Regions from separate parts of the Homo sapiens genome. Here region 2 is linked to region 1. A link is a loop called in an ENCODE intact Hi-C map of the cell type or tissue named here. Cell type or tissue: CD14-positive monocyte. All regions are shown on one strand. Links, peaks and the distances in the headings refer to the core of each region. The heading gives the core; the rest is flanking DNA. Region 1 holds the start of LOC124904272 (a long non-coding RNA gene). Region 2 has its middle 7.3 kb from the start of PCAT18.

What was found. A loop is a pair of places that touch in the nucleus more often than their neighbours do. Peaks named below come from ENCODE experiments on the same cell type or tissue, not always from the same donor. Only the 100,000 strongest peaks of a DNase experiment are listed, where the experiment ranks them.
Region 2: a loop joins it to region 1, with 2.0 times the contacts of the local background. A loop is called at or near these places in 3 of 110 quality-filtered maps.

The regions. Positions count from the first base shown.
Region 1 is chr18:26,745,734-26,757,707 of GRCh38, forward strand. LOC124904272 (a long non-coding RNA gene) reads right to left here and starts at 8,200. Exons shown (of 5, transcript XR_007066320.1): 1 at 7,906-8,200. RefSeq lists a silencer at 6,088-6,137 and an enhancer at 6,738-6,887. In CD14-positive monocyte, for the core only: no CTCF peak of the experiment used is centred there; a DNase peak (open chromatin) is centred at 6,818; H3K4me3 peaks cover 465 bases; H3K27ac peaks cover 1,544 bases.
Region 2 is chr18:26,704,959-26,716,932 of GRCh38, forward strand. No RefSeq gene overlaps it. Among named protein-coding and RNA genes, the nearest start is that of PCAT18, 7.3 kb to the left of the region's middle. RefSeq lists an enhancer at 5,482-5,531. In CD14-positive monocyte, for the core only: no CTCF peak of the experiment used is centred there; DNase peaks (open chromatin) are centred at 4,063, 5,773 and 7,023; H3K4me3 peaks cover 4,140 bases; H3K27ac peaks cover 5,401 bases.

The sequences.
Region 1 (11,974 bases), core at 2,495-10,494:
TTAGAGCTTAAGTCTTGCTGCCTAGGGCAATGGAAAATGGCTGTAGAGTCCCAGAAATGTGTGGGTAGTTGAAAACAATGAGGAAAAGACAGCCTTTGGCAGTGATATGGAGAATCTACTGGAGAAGAAAGTTGTAATGATCCAGATACAGGAGTAACCAGGGAGAAGCTCTACAGCTGCAGATCCAGGGAACATCAGAGGGACAGGGCAACTCCTAAGTCCTTTTACTGCAGGACTTGTCTCTCCCAGCACAAGCTCTAAGCATTTCTCTTCACTCATTAACATCGCCTGGCTTACGATGTCTACTTCCAAAAGGAATGTGCTTCTCTTTATTCAGGAGACATTTACATGCTGTAATTCACTTAAGATTTTTGGCTCTAACTGCTTTGTTCCTGCAAATCAAGGAATAGCATTAACACATCAGCTTATCATCAGATAGCTTGGGATGACCCCTTCAGAAAGAAAAAGAAAATTTTAAATCATTGTTTCCAGAAAGGGCAATTAGAACACCATATATTTTTTCCTCTGAAAATCTGGCACAAGGAATTTGATGTTACCTAATATTCTCGATGGCTTTTCAGAAGGTAACATTTTACCCACGTAAGGCATCCATGCAAACTGCCTAGGTCACAATTGAAAAGAAATCAATGTAGTCCAGAAAGAAACCACAATATGAGGAAGAATGAGCATTAAACTGAAATTTGGAACCCATCATGTGACGTCTGCTGGCAGATGTGGCTCACGCTGTTCGATGTGATTCTGACACTCTCCGTGGTAGGGCTGGTTAGAACTTAAAGTATTTTATGGGTCATGAGACATTTTGGCTCTGTCTGCAAAGCTGCCCTAAGGAATTGTGTTTTTATGCCTTAACTGTTCTTTCCAAAGCTCACTTTTCACTAAGAGTGGGCAACCAGAGAGGTCTTTGTCCAAATACATTACATAATCCCTCCAGGAAATGCCGTGACAGTGTATAGTTGATGAAATGGAAGCCCTGGTACAGTGACCTTTCTCCCAGATATCCTAGGACATACTTTATGCTTCACTAGGCAAACATCCCTTCTTCCAAACTGGATTCAGTTCTAAAGATTTCTTTCCTTGCTGGGGGCCAGGAGACACAATAGGGTGCAAAAGTGTGAAGATTTTTTTCTTTTAATAAAATTATCTAATATTTCTACAAACTGGAAGTGCACACGCATTGCATGGTTAAATAGAGTTGTGCCAAAAAATAATAACCTAGTCCTTGCCCCGAGGAGGTAACGGTATGAATGATGCAATTCAAGGAGAAAGGAAAAGGCAGCTTATATTGTCAGTATCTTCCCATCATGTTGCTGTATTTTGATTGTTGTTTTTTGTTGGTATACTATAAGAAGGATAGGTAGGGCTGTTCTCTGAAAATTACTTTTATTTTATTTTATTTTCCCTGGATGTTCACTGTGTTATACTTGTTAACCTACTTCTTTTTTGTGAGAGGCATATAAAATGCACGATCTGATTCATGCAACATTTATTTAAGCATGTTAACTTTGTGTGTATTTACTTATGAAGCCTCAGGGCTGATGAGCAACACGGGGGCGGGGCGGGGCACGGTGCGGGGGGGGCGGGGGGGCAACTTCTTGCTTCTGGGGACTGTTACTTTAAGAGTAATTATCCTGCCAGTAATGATGACAATGACTGTAACATGAATGCTTACTTTGAAATGGCAATGGAATCTGTGTGTCCTTGAAATTTTTAATTCCTGTAAGAGTCATCCAAAATAGATAAAATTAAGAGCCTGGTTGTAGTTGTTTATCTGTGGCTAATTAGTGAACTATATTCTCTCCTAAGCAGAAAAAAAGACAAGCTGTCTCTAGGATACTAAAAGGTCAGAAAGTTCTAAGCCAATTTTCCTCATACTTGGGCAATGCACCTGCTCTTTTAGAGGATAAAAATGATTGCAGCTCTACAATATTGACAAATTATTTTGTTACAATATGACTCAAATTTATATAGATGATTCATGTGCAATGAAAAATAAGGGATATTTTAACAAATAATTGAGTGCAGGATTGCTTATATGCTCATTAGATAAAAACTGCTTGACTATGCTCTTGAAATCTTTTGTATGTTTTTATTACTTTTTGTTGGCTTGATCTACCAACTATGCAGAGAGGTACATGTATTAGTTTTTTGGGGCTCCTGTAAAAATTCCCACAAATTTGGTGGTTTAAAACAACAGAAATTTATTCTCTAACAGTTCTGTACGACAAGAGTCTGGAATCAAGGTGATGGCAGGGCTACGCTCCCTCTGAACAAGATTCTCTAGGGGAGATTTTTTTCTTCCCTCTTCCAATTTCTGGTGGTTCCAGGCGTTCCTTGGCTCATAACTCCAGTCATTTCCTTCATCTTCATACGGCTTCTCCTCTGTGTCTGTGCCTTGTCTTCTGTCTCTTATAAAAACACTTGTCATTAGATTTAGGGCCCACCCAAACAATCTAGGATAATACCATCTGGAGATCCTTAATTGAATCATGTCTGCAAAGGCTCTTTTTCCAAATAAGAAAAAACAACAACAACAACAAAAAACCACTTAGAGGATTTAGACATATCTTTTGAGGAGCGGTAACTATTCAACCCACCACAATGTATTCTAACTTTCTACTATGCCTGGTAGTGTGCCTCATACCTTGGCCAATTTTTATTTTATATACTTTGGGAGACATGTTATTAGGCACCTGTAGGTTCAGGATTTTTTTCCCCTGATTAATTTCTCATTATGTGATGACCTCCTTTATTCCTCCCAAATATTTTTTTGTTTGTTTTATTGCTTTAAGATCTAGTTGTCAAGGAGGGAGAGGATCAGGAAAAATAACTAATGGGTACTAGGATTAATACCTGGGTGATGAAATAATCTAGACAACAAACCCCCATGACACAAGTTTACCTATGTAATGTACCTGCACATGTACCCTTGAACTTAAAGTAAAAGTTAAATAATGTCTGATATGAATATAGTTTTTCCAGCTTTCTCTGGGTTGCTATTGTGTGTAGTATTTTCTATCATTTTATTTTGAAATTTTGTAATTGATTGTCTTTAGAGGTGTATTTTACACTTGGTCTTAGCCAAAAGGCTGAGAAGCAATTAGAGTTGTTTTCTGAAAACAGCTTGTAGTTGGACTAAAATCTTTTAATAACTTATTCAAAAGTAGAGAATACAGTATAGTGAACCCACATATACCCATTACCCAGATTAATCAATTACCAGGACTTAACGACATTTACTTCTCTTAGCCCTTTAAAAATATTCCTTTTCTTTTTGTTTTGTTTCCCTTGCAGAACTATTTTAAAGCATGTCCCAAACATGATATTTTACCCTATGCAGTTTGTACTTATCTCTAAATAATACGTTTTCTTTCTTGTATAACAAAATACCATTATCACGTCCAGCAAAATAAGAATCCTTTGGTATCATGTAATAATACCCAACATATAATTTAATTCCTCCAATTTTCTTGTGCTTTCTTATGGTTGGTCTTTTTTTTTTTTTTCTTTTTTGAGATGGAGTCTGGCTCTTTCTCCCAGTCTGGAGTGCAATGGCATCATCTCGGCTCACTGCAACCTCTGCCTCCTGGATTCAAGTGATTCTCCTGCTTCAGCCTTCTGAGTATCTGGGACTACAGGCATGCACCACCATGCCTGACTAATTTTTGTATTTTTAGTAGAGACGGGGTTTCACTGTGTTAGCCAGGCTGGTCTTGAACTCCTGACCTCAGGTGATCTGCCTGCCTCAACCTCTCAAAATTCTGGGATTACAGGCGTTAGCCACCACCTGTGCCCGGCCCTATTATGGTTGGTAATTTAAATCAAGAGCTAAACAAGGTCAATGTATTTAATTTGTTATACTTCTTCAATCTCTTTTAGTATAGAGCAGTTCCCCCTTTTTTTTCTTTCATGCTATTGACTTGTTTCAGAAGCAAGTTAGTTTCTTGTAGGTCACTCCATATTTTGCATTTCGGAAGTCTGTGTTTTCCTTTGTGACATTATGTGTCCTGTTCTGTAGCCCCTATATTTCCTTTAAATGGAAATAATCCAGTCTGAGAGTTTTGTCTCTTAACTGAGGATTTTGATCCATTTAGATTGGTTGAGATTACTGATATTTAAAATTCATTCCTACCATCTCATTTTTGCTTTCTAATTGCCTGCTTTTTCTTTGGTTCTTCTTAACATCTTTTCTACTTAAAAAAAAAAGTATTTCCTTTATCCTCTTTTAAACATTTGATTTCTATTCTTTTAGTGACTGTTTTTCAATTTTTTTTTTTTTTTTTTGTGACGGAGTTTCACTCTTGTTACCCAGGTTGGAGTGCAATGACGTGATCTCGGCTCACCACAATCACCACCTCCCATGTTCAAGCGACTCTCCTGCCTCAGCCTCCCAAGTAGCTGGGATTATAAGCATGCACCACCACGCCCAGCTAATTTTGTATTTTTAGTAGAGATGGGGTTTCTCCATATTGGTCAGGCTGTTTTCAAACTTCTGACCTCAGGTGATCTGCCTGCCTCAGCCTCCCAAAGTGCTGGGATTACAGGTGTGAGCCACCACGCGTGGCCCAATTTTTTAAATGATCATTTGACCAGATCAAATCTACAGTAGTCAGTATCTTTACTATTTTCTTTAAAAATGCAAAGCTCTTAGAATGCTTTAAAATCACTCCTTATTAAGTTCTTTCCCTGTATTTTTTAACAGTCAGTGCTGTTTAAATTTCTATACATGTTTGTTCATTACTTTGCTCATCATTTCTTTTATTTTGAAATTTTATTATTATAACTATTTTTTGGGGTAGGGAATTGCTCTGCCACCCAGGCTGGAGTGCAGTGGTGGAATCCTAGCTCGCTGCAGCCTCAAACTCCTGGGCTGAAGCAATCCTCCTGTCTCAGCCTCCTGAGTAGCAGGGATTACAGACATGCGCCACCAGTCTGGCTAATTGTTTTTCATTTTTTGTAGAGACAGGGCCTTGCTGTGTTGCCTGGGGTGGTGTCAAATTCCTGGCCTCAAGTGATCCCCACATCTTGGCTTCCCAAAGTGCTGGGATTACAGGCCTGAGCCACCGCACCCAGCCTCATCATTTCTTTTAAACTTAATTATGTGGGGGCGGGGGAGGTTGGAGTCCTTCTTAAAGCAGAAATTTTTTCATTGAGGGTTTGTGAATAAATCCTTTTAATCCTTTTAATATTTTATGATATATAATAGACAAATATTATATATATTAAATTATATATGTTAAATTATATATTAAATTATGTTTTTATATATATATATTTCAATACCCTCACTACTGAATGGTAGTTTAGGTGGGTAAAGAATTTTAGAATTTTTAGTACTTTGAAGAAATTATTCCATTATCTTCTGGCCTCTACTTTTGTTACTGAGAAGTCAATTGCTAGTCTGAATGTTTTTCTTTTTAGGCTCACCTGTTCTTTTATTTTAGTTACTTTTATGATTTTCCCTTTCTGTTTCACAATGGTATATTATATGAAAGAGCATTTTTACTTTAGTTAGTCTGGTTAAGATTCAAATTTTTTCATTTGAGAAGTCATCCCTTCAATCACTTTTGAGAAATACTCAGCCATTATCATTTCAAATCTTGCCTCTCCTTGACACTGTATTCTTTTCTTCTAAATTCCTAACAGATTGTTAAACATTTTTATTCTCTTCTAAATGTCTTAATTTTTCATAATTATCTTTTAAAATATCTATAATTTTGGGATCTATTCTGGTTAACTTTTTCATATATGCTCATTAATTTTTTTTTCAATTAGATCTAGTTGGTTCTTTAACTCATCCATTGAGTTTTTAATTTTGGTATATTTTTCCTTAGTACTTCTATTTAATTATTTTTCAAATCTATTTTTGTCATTTATATTCTTTTGTTTATTTTATGCTTTTTAATGTCTTTAATCAGCTTAAATATACTTTTCATATTAGCTCTGAGATTATTATTTTATTAGTTCTAGTTCTAGGTGACTCAATCCTTCTGTTGTGTCTGCTGACTCTCTCTTGTAATTTCTTATTATGGGCTCATTTTATACAGGACTTGCACATTTTAAAGTGAGAATTCTGTGTGACAAAGATGCAGTAACATCCTTCGAAAAGGGATTTGCATGTCTTCTGCAAGGTGCCCCAAAGTTATGAGCAAGTATGTGATATTTTAATGGCTTGGGATTTCCCAGTCCTTGTGAATAGCAGCATTCAGACTTCAAACCCATCAGAGACCCAGGCCAAGTCTTTTGCTTTCTCTTAATGTGTTTTCCCCTACACACAGCCAAGGCAGAGATATTCTTTATTGGGTTCCAGACAGCCCGCAAAGTTTTTCTGGTTTTACTTGGCCAGAATTGCAGCCCTTCAAGACGTGATTTTTTTTTTTTTTTTTTTTTTTTTTTTTTTTTTTTTTTTTTTTTGAGACAGAGTCTTGCTCTGTCACCGAGGCTGGGAGTACAGTGGCTTGATCTCGGCTCACTGCCACCTCTGCCTCCCGGGTTCAAGCAGTTCTCTCTGCCTCAGCCTCCTGAGTAGCTGAGATTACATGTGCCTGCCACTACGCTTGGCTAATTTTTGTGTTTTAGTGGAGACAGGGTTTTGCCATGTTGGCCAGGCTGGTCTTGAACTCTTGACCTCAGGTGATCTGCCCGCTTTGGCCTCCCAAAGTGCGTGAGCCACTGCGCCTGGCCCAAGATATGACTTTATGTATGAGTTACACTTCCAACTTTCTACATTGTATAACTCTCTATTCATTATAAAACTTAAACCTTTAGCCTTCACTGCCTTCAATTAGCCTCCTTCCCCTTTCCTGCCCCATGCTTATTCATCAGCATGCATGATTGCCAAAATCAAGATTCAGTTTCATTTTTATTTCTAGTATCAACAGGCCTCTCTCTCCCTCTTTTTCTTCTTTCAGAGCTCAACTATTACATTTTCATGCAGCATTTCTAGGTGTCTGCAGGTAAAGGATTTCTGGGGTGTGTGTGTGTGTGTGTGTGTGTGTGTGTGTGTGTGTGTGTTTTCTTTTTTAAGAGATGGGGTCTTGTTTTGTTGCCCAGGCTCAACAGATTCTCCTGCCTCAGACTATTGAGTATCTTGGACCACAGGAATGTGCCACTGTGCCAGGCTGGATTTGAGTTTAAATCTACTATTTTCTAGGCTTATTGAAATATCAAGATCTTAGAAAAAAAAAAAACCCATGTGAATGAATCTTTGTGTGTGTGTTTATATGCATGTCCCTCTCCTTTCTTTAACTATTGGGCAATCCAGCACAGGGCATGCTGTGTGGTGTTAAAATTCTCTCATCATATCATTTTTAGATACAATTTTAATGTGATTTCTTGCAAACTTGATCATCGACATAAATGCAATGGGAGATGTTAACATTATATGAAAGTACTCTGGTTCTATGTAGTTATCCAGGTGATACCAGGTATGCTTATGTTAATCTTTAAAAGAGTATCAGAATGGAAGCATGAAATGAAAAATAATTCTTGGAGAGACCTTTGGATTCCAGAATATTTGTCTCGTTGACAGACATTAGTTTTAGAAAAACTGCTTCTTGGCTTAACTGGCCAGTTTTAGGAAATATTCTCTTCTCCAGGTTCAACTTGGATACCAGTTCTTCTGGGAAGCCTTCTGTAATTTAAAGGCTTAAAAGCATACCTATTGTATTTGTCAGGGTTCTCCAGAGAAACAGAACATATTAGTTTAGACATATATGCACACATATACATATACATACATATATATACATATATAAAATGTATACACATATATACATATGTAAATATATATGTATATATATGTGCACACACACAGAGACAGACAGGAAGAGAGACAGAGAGAGACAGAGACAGAGAGAGAGATTTATTTTAAAGAAATTGGCTCACAGAATTATGGAGGCTTGGTGGGTCCAAAATCTGCTAAATCAGGTGGAGTAGGCTGGCAAGCTGGAGATTCAGGATTTGCAGTTTGAGTCCAAAAGTGGTCTGCTGGCAGAATTTCTTCTTGCTCAGGGTAGAGCGAGGTTTGTTCTATTCAGTACTTCAACTGATCAGGTGAGGCCCACCCACATTGTGGCGAACAGTCTGCTTTGCTCAAAGTCCACTAGCTTATTTTTTATTTTTTGAGACAGAGTCTCGCTCTGTCACCCAAGCTGGAGTGCAGTGGCACCATCTCGGCTCACTGCAACCTCTGCCTCCTGGGTTCAAGCGATTCTCCTTCCTCAGCCTCCCGAGTAGCTGGGATTATAGGCACACACCACCACACCTGGCTAATTTTTGTATTTTTAGTAGAGGTGGGGTTTCGCCATGTTGGTCAGGCTGGTCTTGAACTCCTGAGCTCAAGCGATCTGCCGGCCTCTTCCTTCCAAAGTGCTGGTATTATAGACGTGAGCCACCGCACCTGGCCAAAAGTCCACCAGTTTAAATGTTAACCTCAAACAAACAGCGTTTTCACACAAACACCCAGAATTCTATTTGACCAAATATTTTGGCAAGCTGGCTGAGCCAAGTTGATACTTAAAAGTAGCCATCACACCAACACTGTAGCTTTTGTCTGTTACTTGGTTAATGATGTGTTTTCATATCTGCCTCATTTCCTAGGCTGTGACCACCTCCAGGGTAGACACTATCTGAAGTGCCTAGTGTGGTTCCTGGAATTTAGTCACTGCTGGATACATGTTTACTTGATGAAATAGTAAAAAGGGAAGCAGGGTAGGAAACAAATGCTGTTTTGTCACCTGACCCTGGGAAGGCATAGGTTTTCTGAATTCTTAAAAAAATTTATTTGCAATATTTGTAATTACACAGCCTATACCTGTTTCAAATCAGATACTTATGATAAAAAGAACCTGTACTGAGGGGCCTGCATGTGCCAGGTACTATGCCAAGTGGCATCCATGTTTCTCATTGGCCACAGAAGGTACCCTCACAGATCAACAAATACTTACCTTCTTTTCCTGTAGAAAGGATGCAGCATGATTTCTTGTGGTCCTGTTTAGTTCTGAAACCATCTAACAACATTTCAGGGATGAATTTAGGGTGTTTTCTGTGGGGGGTGGAAAGCAGGACTAGAATTTTTTCATCTCAAATGCAGGTAACTTTTAGCTACATGTGTGGCAGATTGAATTGTTCAAATAAACCCCATGCAGTTCTTCAAGTTTCTGAGTCTGTGCTTCCCTTTCTTCTTTGCAGTGGTCCCTTGTGGGGATACTAGCATGTTTAACTGTTGTTATAAGCTGAATTCTGTCCTCTGAAATTCATAAATTGAAGTCCTAACCCCCAGTAACTCAGAGTGTGACCGTATTTGGAAATAGTCTTTAAAGAGGTAATTAAATTAAAATGAGGTCATTATGGTGGGACCTAATCCAATATAATATAACCTCCTCATAAGAAGAGGAGGTTAGGACATAGATATACACAGAGCAGAGGCCACGTGAGGCCACAGTGAGAAGGCGGCCATCTGTAAGCCCAGGAGAGAGGCCTCAGAAGAAACCAGCCCTGCTGCCACCTTGATCTCAGACTTCTATCCTCCAAAAATGTCAGAAAATAAATTTCTGTTGTTCAAGCCACCCAGTCTGTGGAATTTGTTATGGTAGTCCTAGCAAACCAATACAAGTGTGGATTTTTCATATACATTTGTTACTTTCACAACCAGATTCTTCATTGTTTTCATTCGTTTTGTAGCCAAACTTGATCCCACCTGAGTTCCCTGTCAATGCTCTCATAAAATTGCTATTTGGGGCAGAACATAAAAAGTTGAAAGAAGTCTTAAAGTCAAATAAATCTTGGCTTCCAACCCTTCCTTACTACTGCAAATGGCTACAGGGTTTAGGATAAATTTAAGAAGGACCTGACACTAGTCTGCATTCAATTAGCAAAACGACATGAGACAGAGGGAATGTCCTGCTCTGTTTTGCTGGATGACTCTGGTATAGTTAAGGATGCCCATGAAAACCAATCTGATGGTTCAGATCTGGGCAAGCACCACTTAGCTGTTCTCTCTAACTGTAGATTGCACCCCAGTCTTTGTAGCTGTTTATAGAAAAAATTAGTACGGCAAGTCAATGTATTTCATTGCCACTGCTGGAAATCTGAAAGAAAATGACTCACTGGGGCAGTATCTTTGACCTTCTACCAAGTGTAATACTTCTGATTATTGTTAGTTAATTTAATGGGAACCATAAACAGGTTCTCTTTCTTCTTCCTCAATGGACTCTATCGTGTACTTTAGAAACATGCCAAAAATGTATAATCACATGTTTTAAGAATATATATTTTGCTTTCTTTCAATACTTAAGTATAGAAAAATAAGAAAATAGCTTCCTTTTTTTCATCAAACATTAAGCAATATTTCACATTTTAGATTATTAAGTTTACATAAATAGTGTTATGTGTTCACTACTGAAATTCTTATGCATAGACAAAAGTCTACTTTTTGCCTTTTCCCCCCAACTTCCTGGCTCCTCTTAAACTTCAATGAAAAAGTATCTCTTCCTATCCTTGATCAAACAGCTTAATCTTCCCCTGCCTACGATTTTCAATTATACTGGCTTTGAAAGGTCTGAGGACATTGCATTAAAGACACTGCAAACAGTCTAGCATTATTGTAAGCTGGGCAGCCTCAAATCCCACATGAAGTCTAGATCTCAATTTATCATAACCCCTGGGCATGTCTACATTTTCTATAAACAAATTGGAATTATTTCCCCTTTTGATCTGGATATGCTAAAAAATAAATATCTGATTTTGGGATAAAAGCTTTTTTGTTTTTTTTTTTTTTTAAGTTAGGGGAGCCTGTTCCTGGTAAAAAGGAGGGGTGGGGAGCCCACCAGCCCTTGTGCAAGTTTCCCATCTCTCTCTCCTTAGCTGACAGAAGCACTATAGAGATTTAACCCCAGGCCTCTTTTCAGTTTAATTCCCATGGACATCTCCCATTATGGCAAAGGCAGCTGATAGGAAATCAGAGATGAAGCAATATTAAGTGTTACCCAGGGGACCTCTCATTTGGAGTTGAGAATGAATCACCTTTAGCCTCTCTCCTCCATCTCCGACACCTGCCAAGTATTGCCTGGGCTGTCAGTAGCTGTGTCTGGCGCCTGTGCAGGGTGGGAGCTTTGTAAGCATTTCTGCTCCTTCTCCTTAGTTCCAAAGCTTGTTTATGTTTCATTACCTTTTTCTTCCAAGGTGAACATGAGCTGTTAGGCAGTGCTCATGAAGCAATTGTTTGGCTTATATACCAAAATTTTCTCACATTCTTGCAGGACTGATTTTCTTCATGCCAAGCACAAAAAATGCTGTTCAATACACTTTCTCCTTTTCTCCTTGTGTAGTAAAGGAAGGATTCTTGGATATTTATCCAAAGTTTTGTCACACTGAAAAGAGAAGACTGCATTGAGGTGATGCTCCAAAAGGAGCAGCTTTGATGCAAAAGAAGCAAAACCCTTTTGTTTCTTGGGCTTATACGAAGGTACTTCCTTTAGATCAGAGTCGGGATGCATACACACTACAAAAACTGGAATGAAAAAGGCAAACCATTTTTACTCAACAGAATTCTCTGTACAGGTCAAGGAAATGCCAAACTTAACAGATGTCTTAGACTGTGCCCTGCAGGTCAATAAATTAGAGTTTTGTTGAACCAGGAAGAGGAAGGAATTCCAGGACTTCAGGTCCCCAAATGGAAATGCCCCTTAGGACAAGTCTAAACTAGGCAAATAGCACTGGAGCTCCTCCAAGTCAGTTGGCTCAGTCTCGTGTAACTCATTTCTGGCCCCCCTGAAGCTGTTTGTTCAACTGTGCCTTCTACAACGCTACAGTGTCAAAGAGAGTTAATCATTAGCAAGTGTGAATAATGTCAGTGTAACGCAGCATGATTGCAGTTCAGTCTGTTTTGACAAAATTCTAAGCATTTGTCAGAGTTTACCAAAAAACAAAAAACAACATGACCACAGAATGTTAA
Region 2 (11,974 bases), core at 2,362-10,361, 41 kb before region 1:
TGCCCAGCTAAATTTTGTATTTTTTAGTAGAGATGGGGTTTTACCATGTTGGTCAGGCTGGTCTCAAACTCCTGACCTCAGGTGATCCACCTGCCTCAGCCTCCCAAAATGCTGGGATTACAGGAGTGAGCCACCACGCCAGGCCATGGTCTAGCATTCTCAAGCTGGAGCGTGTCCCTCCTCATTCCAACTAATTGCAACTCTTGGGTGATCAAAGAGTCTTGCTTATTGTATTTGGTAGTGGTTTCTGCCGAGACACTTAGAACGGATTCTCTAGAGTCAGAGCAGCTGGGTCTGTAAAGGGCAGTTGTTGATGGCACAGCAACTTGCTGGTGGAACAGCAAGAATTCTTGAATTCTTCACTCACTCTGAACCAGGGTCTGAAGGTGGATCATGTGTAGAGTGATCACATAATTTGTGGTCCAAGCTGAGATAATTTTGAGAATGAATGGAAGTGCTATGAATAATGACACCAGTGCAACAGGGGTCCCTGAGATTGCCGTTCTGTTCTTCCTCACATGTGCCTGATCTTTTTAGGGGTAGTGTTCATTGATTAGCTGACAGTTTCTTCTTCCTTTTTCTTTTTTTGGTTTAAAGACAGAGTCTCACTCTGTCACCTAGGCTGGATTGCAGTGGCACAATCCTAGTTCACTGCAGCCTTGAATTCCTGGGCTCAAGCAATCCTCCCATCTCAGCCTCCTGAGTACTTGCAACTACAGGCAAGCCACCACTACACTCAGCTAACTTTTAAACATTTTTTATAGGGATGGGGTCCTGCTATGTTGCCCAGGGTGGTCTTCAACACTTGAGGACTGAATTCAAGCAATCCTCCCACCATGGCCTTTCAAAGTGCAAGGATTATAGGTGTGAGCCACATCACTCAGCCTGACAGTTTTTTTATTTTCTCCCAGGAAAACCTAGGAAGTTTTCATGTGAATCCCATGCCTGCTGAACTGCTCAGATAAAACAAAAATAGTAGCTAACATTTACATAGCACTTACCATATGTTAAACACTGTTCTATGTGTTTTGCATTTGTTAACTTATTCAATCTTCCCTATCCCATGAGATTGGTATTCTATTTTTGCTTCCATTTTACAGATGGAAAAATAGGAACACAGAGGTTAAATAGCTTGTCTAAGCAGCAGAGCCAGAATTTCAACCTAAGAGGCTCCAGAGCATGTGCATGTGAACACTGCACCATGTTGCCTCTGCCCTGCAGCCTTATAATTTAGTTCCAACCAACATTTATTGAGGACCCGCTACATGCCTGGATGTGTGCTGGGTACTAGTGGTGCCAAGTCTAATGAACATGATGCCTGCTATGTTTCAGTTCCCCATCAGGGACAATGAATGAGGCCTGCTCTTGTACTGGGAAAATAATCTATAGGGTGTCCTGTGGGGAAGGCCAGGTATACCATCATGCAACATGCAGATTTATATTCAGCTCACAGTTTATCTTATTTGGATGGCCACTGCTGAATTACCTTAGTTCTCAGTTCTCAGACTTTGGTGTTATGAGTTGTCCTTTGAACCCATAATTAAAATCTTTCAATCAGAGGCAGTGCTCCCAAAGCAATGTGCACTGTTTATGAAACTACCAAGGGAATGTTCTCAATAGGCAAGGAAGGTTAATGAGAGCACACTGGTGGCTTCGTTTGTGGCTGCCTCTTGGCAACCCCATGCTGTTACCCCCATCTTGTTTTGTACACCAAACATCTTGTTTTGGGGACTTTGCAGAAAGAAGATGGGAGCAGACCCTCCAGGGACAACATTTTTTCAATTTATTTCCTTAAGAAGTATGATGTGTAGGATGGCGATGTGCAATTCTGACTACCTTAATATGGTTTCCTCTAAGAATTCATGATGTTGAAACAGAGGCATTTGAATAAAACAAGGGGAAGGTCTTCATCTTGGCGAGGTACGAGGGCTTTTTTTTTTTTTTTTTTTTGGCATGAGCACACCCTTGAGAAACAGAGCGCTTATTGTTCAGCATATCAGGGCTCTGTGCCGGTCAAGGAAATGCTGATGAAGTACTTATGCTCGGTGGAGGGGTGAGGAGTGGGAGGTCCTCATGAGATGGGTTTATTTAGCCTGCCCTTCCAGATAGCCTTCCAATCGTGTAAAGGCGGTGGTGTGTGTGTGCATGCCTGTGTGTTTAAAATTAGAAAAATCACAGAAATGTACAAGGAGCCCTCGTGCCCTGACTGTCCCCAGTTCATGGAATTGTTTGCCTGCTTTGGTTCACATCGTGCTGCACTATGTACAACGCACACGAACATACCCTGTCTCGTCTGAATGAAAAACTTTGAAGGAAGTTAGGATGTTAAAACAGTGTGTTTCCAAATAGGGCATTTCTCAAGCACAGTTTTCCCTAAATGAAGAAGTATGTAGTGTGTTGAAGCTAACCTGCTATCAAACCAAATTGATCATTGTTCATTGAGTGCCCACCCGATGAGGGTCCATGTATTGAGCACTCGGTAGGGGTGAGGGATTGGCTGGTGATTAAGTGGATCATACCACCTTATACTGACTTACAGAGGTGGGTGATCATGAGCCATTTTACAGATAGGGAGAGTGAGACACAGAGAAAGTAGACAGCTTTTTCTAAAGTAGTAGAACCAGGATCCAAGCCCAAGCTGTTCAGGCAGCAAAAACTTGCCATGGGACTACCATGTTTTTTCCTGTGCATGCTGAAGGGACCCTTAGAGGAAGTTCCCACAGATATGTTCACATTCAAATTAATGAACTTTACACCTGGGATTGGAAATTCCTAGAGAATAGGGTAATGTGTGTGGGGTGTGTGTGTGTGTGTGTGTGTGTGTGTGTGTGTGAAAGAGTGAGAGAGAGACAGAGATTTGCTAATACAGATTAAACGTAGTCATAAATCTTAAAAGATTTATTCTCCACACTTTATTTTATTTTATTTTTGAGGCAGGGTCTAACTCTGTTGCCCAGGCTGGAGTGAAGTGGTGTGATCATGGCTCATTGCAACCTCGACCACCCCAGGCTCAGGTGATCCTCCTTAGTAGCTGGGACTACAGATGGGCACCATCAAGCCCAGCTAATTATTTTTATTTGTTATTGTAGAGACAGGTTTTTGCCATGTTGCCTAGGCTGGTCTTAAACTCCTAGGCTCAAGCAATCCTCCTGCCTTGGCCTCCCAAAGTGTTAGGATTACAGGTGTGAGCCATCTCATCTAGCCCTCCACATTTTATTATAAAATTTTTCATACAGACAACAAAGATGAATGAATTATATAGTGAACACTTATATACAATGGAGTGTCTGCTATTAATATTTTACTATAGCTATTTTTATCTATCTAGCTATTATCTATCAATCATCTATTTATCTGTCTAATTTATCTATTCATCTATCCATCTATGAGTCTATATTTTTGATGCATTTCAAAATAAATTGCAGACATAAATACACTTAACCCTAAATACTTCATAATATGCATATATAACTAAAGTTTAACACGTTTACAGTTTTTTTTTTCTTTTGATGTAAGATGTACATGCAATGAAATGCACAGGTCTTGAGTACAGATTTACAGAGTTTTGATAAATACTGTGTAACCCAAATTTCTCTCAAGTTATAAAATATAACTATCACCCCAGAAGGTTCCCTCACACCCTTTCCCAGTCAATTTCTGCCTCTCCCCAGCCCCACCCCTCCAGAGACAACCAGTGTTCTGACTTTTCCACCAATGACTCTTTTGTGTGAGGCTTCTTCCACTTTGCATAACATTTTGACATTTATCCATATTGCTGTGGGTAATGTTGTTTGTTCCTTTTACTTGCTGATTGATATTTCATTGTATGAATATTCTATAGTTTGTTTATTCATTTTTTTGTTGATGGACTTTTTCTAGTTTTTGGATTCCATGGATAAAGCTGTTCTGAATACTGTATAAATCTTTTTGTAAAGATATGTTTTTGTTGCTCTTGGGTAAATGCCAAGAAGTAGAATTGCTGGGACAAAGGGTAGATATATGTTTAGTTGTATAAGTAACTATCAGAACTTGTCACAGTGGTTCCGCCTTTCCGGTCCCACCCACAACGTATGGTGTTGCTCCATACCCCTGTCGGTGTTTAGAGTTGTCTGTCCTTTTTAATTTAGCCATTCTGGTGGGTGTCTAGGTAGAAAATTAAAGTTGATGGCAATGGCAATAGTTATGATAGAGTGATAGATACCTCTCCATAGCAAATCACAGTCGCTATTCCTTAGATTTCACTTGGAAGCTCATCATTTTGGCTGTTGGGTCTGCTCTTAACTCTCTAAGTACCCACTCTAATGTTTTCTGATTGACAGATGGAAGTGCTCCCAGGCAGTACTGATTTTCAGGCTAATGCTCCTACTACAATCAGCTCACTTAGGGCTTCTTTGTGTAGTCTGGATGCTCAGCTTTAACCCTTTGACATTTCTTTGCTTTACTTCTTTGTCAAACTTCTTAAGCCAGATTGTGATTTCTCTTCTTTTTCAGAGTTTTCACCTGGCAAGAGGTTGATGATTTAAATGTCAAAAGAGGCAGACTCCAGATAAAATGCTGAACAAACAATTTTGAGGACTTAGACCTTTCTTTTCTGCCATTACTACTTCTCAAGCTTCTTCTGATTCCCAGAGAATGGGATGGAAAAAGTGAGGTAGGGTTTGGAAGGACGGGCCTCTGCTCTTATGTGTGCAGCTATGCTTCTGGGTCTCTTCATTCGTGTTGATTGAGTGCCTTGAATTTCTGGGGCCTCAGTTTCCTCACTTGTAGAACAGGGAGACTGGAACAAATGACATTTAGGGCTTTCTGTCTTTCTGAAATTTCAAAACTAACTTTCTGTTTTGTTAGAAGTTAAGAAATTTCTTAAAGCTTGGAGGTGAAGCTATTGCTTTAAAAATTTTTAAGTGATTCTTTAATATTTCCTACACCTTCTCCAATGGCTTAATAATAACCTGATATATTCATGGAAACAGGTCTCACTTATATATTTTGATTTAAGGGTTTCTTTAATTATGCCATTTACTGTTTTCAGATGCTGCGGTTTCACTCTGGTAGGATTCAGTCTCAAACTGCAGAGGTACTGGGTAAGCTGGTATTTATTTTACCTTTGTTTTGGGATTCTTTCAGACAGACTGGATGTTTGCACTGGACTCATTGATTTTCTCCTCCCCCCCACTTACATTGTCATTCTATGCTATTCAGTTGTATTTTATAATTGGGTGGTGGCAGTAATGAGAAAGAAGAGTATGAGAAATGATGTTTAGGTGGGCTGCAGTCTCTGTCTGTAGGCAATCATTGTGAAGCAGGAAGGAAGGGGATGGGAATAGCTAGAGAGAATTGGCTTAAGGGGAAATAGCCCAAATCTCAGTTAAAACAAGATAAGGGTCGAAGAGATAGTATCTACTGATAAAGGTGTGTTCCCTTGCACTGCCACTAATGCGCGGGAGCATTAAATGTAAGGGAGATTTTCTGGGGTTGTTATTCCCTGCAGTCTCAGGAAGAGAAAGTATCCCAGTCACAGAGGAAACCTTCAACTACAGACAAACCACAGTCCCCAAATCCTCTCAAGCTATAAGGTTTCAAGCACAAAATTCTTGAGCAAACACACCAGGTGCCTCTCTGCATTGATTGTGATTTTTGGTGCTAAACAGAGAGCATTGCAGATGATGCTGAAGGTCAAATGAAGGTGGAGAAACCGCAAAACAGCATGACACACCACCCAACTGCAAGCTAATTGGGAAGGAAATGGTTTCAAACTGACAGACTGTGGCCTGATAACCGAAATCTCATAGGGACAAAAGGTTCGTGTCATTTAAAGGGGTAGCTTTGCCTATTTAAATTGTGCAAACAAAAGAAATGAAAACCCCCTCCTGGGATGGGAAGTTCTATTAGCAGATATTACCATCCTTGCTTTTATGCCCTTCTGTGTCACAAGCCCTGAACATGTGCTGCGTGTCCTCAGGCATTCATTGGTTAATTTACTTATTCAAAGTAAGGCAACAACAACAAAAAAGCAACAGAAAAACCCCAAACAAATTACATACTGGGGCACAGACAGCATTAAGATGCAGTGCACAATTTTGATATGTGGGCTTTTAAAAGAAATGTGTTTGGTCTGAAATTGTACATATGTTAAACTCTGGAGAAAGTAAGACGCCTCCTACGGTGGTTCCTCTGGGAATTGAAAGAAAAAATTCTTTGAAGCTATGACTATATTGAGAACCAGAGGTATTTGATATAATATCAGGTACTCCATTGTGGCCAACAACAGTCAATTTGGGCTTGAGCTTAATCAATGTTCCAGTAAAGGCACAGGAGAAGGCCAATGGTTCTATCATATGGATATGGTAGAAGTTAATTATATACTTAATTATATCCTTTAGTTTTGAAATTTTTATGGAATTACTTCCAAAATAACCTTGTGTAATATATTCCCTTATATTTTAAAGCTGAATTGTAATGAGTGAAATAATACAAAATAATTAATACTTTAAACTTTGCACTTAGTTGAGTCTTCAAAAGAAACCATTCGACAATCTATGATGACAATACTTTGGGGTTGACAAGGCCTACATTTTTCTAATGGGAATATTAAAGTCTAGAAAGATTAATGAACATATTCATGTCATGAAAGAAGCTGAGGTAGGGTTCCAACCAACCTTTTTCTCTTGTCTCAAAGATTAATTAATGAGTTTTTTTCTGTCATGGACTATGATAGTACCCATGTATTTTGTGTATCTTAATGTATTTAGTTCAGCATCTGTGACATCATAATATTTAACTTTGGTTTGATGACAAGTACTTGTGTTTAAAAGAAATAAATATGAGCTAGGGTAAGAAAATTGTAAATTCACAGTTACTTCCCATTTTCTGCTTCTGAATAGAACATTCTTTCCAGAGCAATACTACTACTAATTCTAATAAAAACGAAACAAACTTAAAGTAAAAAAAAAGACTTGTTGCTATCGTAAAAAAAATGAGACAATTTCCTTTGTGATTTATCTTAATTACGTAATCATTGCTTCATAAGATTTCCCAAACTTGAGAGCATTAGACTCAAGAAACCCAAAGTGACATGTAATATTTATTGTATTTAAAGGACTTTGCCATTCAGTTTAGCAGGCATGACAGGTCCATGGCACTTATGGTGCCAGCTCTGGTCCATTTGAAGTTATCAATTGACCTGCAGAACATTTAGAAACATACCAGTGATTGGTAAGTAAGCTTTTCTTGGGTAGCTATGATTTGGATGGCTGGCATGTGAATGCTAGCATTCCCATGAGAAATACAGGTTACTAGGCAAATTGAGTTTTATTAAACTCTGAACTCTGAGAGAGTACCAGCTCTACATGCAAAAAAATAGTTATTTGAGGGAAAACTTTCCTGTCCTAAATTTCTCTCCTACCAATTTATCATAGTAGCAGAAATGACCAGTATTCACAGCCATTTCTTAGGTTTAAGGCTCTCTGTCCAGAAGGTCTCCATTAAAATGCAAATATGTTACTCAGAAAGGGCTACTCATCAATCCATTTGCACTTCAGGAAGGATTAGTTTATCAGATCAGAGGAAAGAAAATAAGACCCCAAGGAATAGGAGATAGAAAGCCCTCTTTTCTGATTGGAAAAGAGGCTGGGTAAAGTATTTTCAACAGGCCCTTTGCTGTCTTGACTATGGGGCCTTTGTGAATTTATCTTCTATTGCTTTAAATATACCCTTGCTGCCATTGAAATTCAACTCTGCCTCAACTGTCCACTTCCATTCTCATCTTTTCTCTGCAGTATTTTCTGAGCTACCTAGGAAGAAGTAAGCTCTCCTCCATCTGAATCCCTCATGTTCATTACCTGTATCATTCATTAGTCAAATCTTGTCTTTGGGCTGGTGTATGGCTCATGCCTGTAATCCCAGCACTTTGGTAAGCAGAGCTGGGAGGATCTCTCGAAGACAGGAGTTCAAGGTTGCAGTGAGCTGATTGTGCCACTGCACTCCAGCATGGTTGACATAGTGAGACTCTGCCTCTGAAAAAAAAAAAAAAAAGAAAAAAATCCAGGTGCAGTGGCTCATGCCTGTAATCCCAGTGCTTTGGGAGGCTGATGCTGGAGGAGCACTTGAGCCCAGGAGTTCGAGACCAGCCAGGGCAACATAGTGAGACCCCTGGCCCTATTTTTAAAAAGTTAAAAAAAACCTAAAAAAGTAAAAAGGAAAATAAAAAAAACCCTGCTCTTTGTTGTAGATATTCTTTCATTTGTATACATCTTATTCACCAACTTTATAGTCAGCTCCTGGAGTGCTCAGGAACCAAGTTAGCGATCTGAGGGAAGAGAGAGGCTGACTTGGGTAAGAGTGGAGAGCAGTGACTGCTGCCTACTCCTGAAACATCCTGGATTCTGTCATGATGCTTTTACCTGGATTCTTCCCTTTGCCTCTTTCCTTTGGAATAGGGACTTTCTGGCTTTGGTTTTGGTTTCAATGTTCAGGTAGTTCTTAACTCCTTGATCCAGAGGCCACACGCATTGTTACTCATCAAGCCCTATATCACTGCAGGGCCATTTTGCTAGTAGGGTGGCTGCTCCTTCATTCTAGTAGGCAGGTCTGTGCAATGAATGGATGCAGGTACAAGTACCACTCTGGAAATCACTATACCTCTGGTTCCTTGGTCATAAAAAGGGGTATTCTGGCTCTAGTAGGACACTACGTATCGGGTTCTGGCTTGCAGATCAATGCCGTGACAGAATCATGTCATTGGAAAATAATCCAACTTCTGGTTAGCTGGTATAACTACTCAACTAACCCAAGACCTGGTTAAAAAAAAAGTGAAGAATAGGGACCAGGAGACAGGAAGATCAGTCAGCTGGTTACAAAATTCTGGATGCAATAAGCTTTGATAGGAAGCCTGTGTTGTTGATGCATTATTTGTAAAAGTTCTTACCTGGGTCATACGGCCATGGCCCTCTTCAGCTGATTATATAGTAGGGTGTTGATACCTTATACTTCTTAATATTCTGTTAGATCACTCAAGATTGTTTGGTTGCATGCAAGACAATGACTTGGGTAACCTAACTAAAGAGAACATTTAAGGGCTTCGTAAATAAAAAGCTAAGGATAAAACTTTAGATGCAGCTTAATCCAATACTCCAAATGCCATTAGAGCCATCTCTCTCCCATGTTCACTTCTCCTCTTTTCTGGGTTGATGTTATTCTCAGGCCCAAAGATAAACACCATCAGTGTCTGGCTTATGTGGTTCTTACAGCACATGCTTGTGTAGCAGAAGGAAAATACTCTTTGTCACTCTCTGAATCTTCATAGCAATCCCTAGAAAGGGCTCTCATTGGTCTTACTGGGGTCACATAGTTGTTTATGCCGATAGGCCAGCCTGACTTGCAGGTCTACCATTTGCTGAGGACAGTGTTTTCTTTTGATTGACAACCCTGCCAGACTGTAGGGAATAGGCAAGAGGCAGTCTTACAAAGAAACTGATACAAGGAACCAACAAAGTAACAATGTCCAAATCGCCCCACAAATGTCTTCACCTTATAGATACTTAACTAATGTGTGTTGATAATGATGATGAAGTGTTTGCAGAAGAAGGAAGACTAGGGATCCAAAAAGGGGGATTCTGGGCATCTGGGGGCACAAGAGGCTGCCGCTGGGGGTGTGGGAAAGGTCAACGGCACTGAAAATGAGAAAAATTTTGCTCCAAAAGGAGGCTGGGAGCTAGGTACAGTGGCTCACGCCTATAATCCCATCACTTTGGGAGGCTGAGGTGGGAATTCGAGACCAGCCTGGGCAACATAGTGAGACCTGTTTCTACAAAAAACCAACCCAACCCAAACCAAAACAACCAAAAAGAGGCTTGAGTGAGGGATGTTGCTCATAGTGAAGATCCGACGTTTTTTATTTCACACTTTTGCCTGTGGCTGACGCTGACTGACGGGAAAGTATTTGCTGAACCAAATGACTCTATAAAGATAACATGCTTTCCAGCAGTTTCCTTTTCGGGGGGATGGGGTGACATGGCACACTTTCTGGTTTTGATGAATCACCCCAGATAGCAGGAGGCTTTCGTTTGCTTATATAATAGATCAATTTCAAGGTCTCAAACTGTGTATTATAATTAGCAATGCAAACCTCCAGAGCATCATCTCTTACTCTAAAGAAAATATTGTGTAGATCTAGTAGAGTATTCTCATGAGCTTTATTTTTCCTCACCCCTCTACTGAGTTCTTTCAGTGTCCAAGCTGACTGAGAAAGCCACTCTTTAGAAAGTAGAATCTGATGTTGAGATCTCTTTATTAATAAGTATAGGCCCAATGGTTGCAGAATTCTCTTCTATGTTTAATGGCCCTTTATTAATTAGTCCTCAGTATCATAGAGAGAATGAAAATGAGACTATGGTTCTATGGGAGGAAGAAAAAAAACCTCTGTTGGGACAATCTGAAGTATTGAGACTCACTTTTTTTTTTTTTTTTTTTCCCGAGACAGAGTCTTGCTGTGTCACCCAGGCTGGAGTGCAGTGGTGCGATCTCAGCTCACTGTAACCTCTGCCTCCTGGGTCCAAACAATTCTCCTGCCTCAGCCTCCTGAGTAGCTGGGATTACAGGTACCCACCACCACGCCTGGCTAGTTTTTTGTATTTTTAGTAGAGAGGGGGTTTCACCATGTTGGCCAGGCTGGTCTCGAACTCCTAATCTTGTGATCCGCCCACCTCAGCCTCCCAAAGTGCTGGGATACAGGCTTGAGCCACCACGCCTTGCCTTCTTATTTTTCTTTCTTTTTTTTTTTTTTTTTTGAGATGGAATATTGTTCTGTCGCCCAGGCTGGAGTGCAGTAGCGCGATCTCGGCTCACTGCAACCTCTGCCTCCCAGGTTCAAGCAATTCCCCTGCCTCAGCCTCCCGAGTAGCTGGGATTACAGGCATGCACCACCACACCTGGCTAATTTTGTATTTTGTATTCACCATTTTAGCCAGGCTGGTCTCGAACTCCTGACCTCAGGTAATCAGCCTGCCTTGGCCTCCCAAAGTGCTAGGATTACAGGTGTGAGCCACCGCGCCCGGCCTCACTTCTCTCTTGTTGGAGCTCTCAGGAAAGTGGATGCTTACTCTTCTCCACCAGTTAAAAGTAAGAGTAAGTTCTGGAATGGGATGAGTCCCCATGAATGTGGAGCCAATCTGGAGGAGAGCAGAGTCAAGAGATAGAGAAAGGGACACTGAATCTTTGGTGACATTTTTGAAGCCCTGATCAAGCCTTCCTAAAGTCTACTTCTGTGTGCTAATTATGTCCCTTTCTCATAAGCTAGTTTGAGCTGGTTTTTCTCTTACTCTCATATCAAGAGTTCTGATAGTCACAACATATGACAATAACCTTCACCCATCAAAGAGATGCTATAATGGTGAGGAATGGTTTCATGAGTTAAGACCACTAAGATAAGCATTGGAGGTCCAGCATTTACTTTCCTCTAATGATACTCCTTACTTTTTCTTGACTTTCATATCGCTAGGGTCCCATTCTGTGTGAACCTGCAAAAAAAAGACCTTAATTAGTGAAATTTCGTATCTAGGTTGCAGTGTGTTCAGAGAGGAATGTGCTCGATGCAGGTGTTAGGAGAAGTGTATATTGGTCATCTTGAGTGTAGAATTTCTGCAAATAAGAGCTGACTCTGCAGAAGCAGTGTGCTGGGTTAAAAAGAGCCCTGGGCAGGAGGCAGGAGAGAATGGGGTTGTGCCTCTATTAGCTTGTGACTTGGGGATAAGGAAGTTAAGTGGCCAGGGCTCAGCTTTCTCATTTATAAAACGAAGGGCCTGAGTGAAATGGTTTGGAAGATCCTTCCAGCTCGGAAGATGTATGACTTAATGAATTGAAGCACCCAGCCAGCCCTTTCAGGGGAGTGGGAGGCTTCTTAGCCTCCTAGGATGCCTCTGATGTGGGGCGCCCCGTTGGAAGGAGGTTTCCAGTTTTCAGTGGCTCACTTCAGAATGGG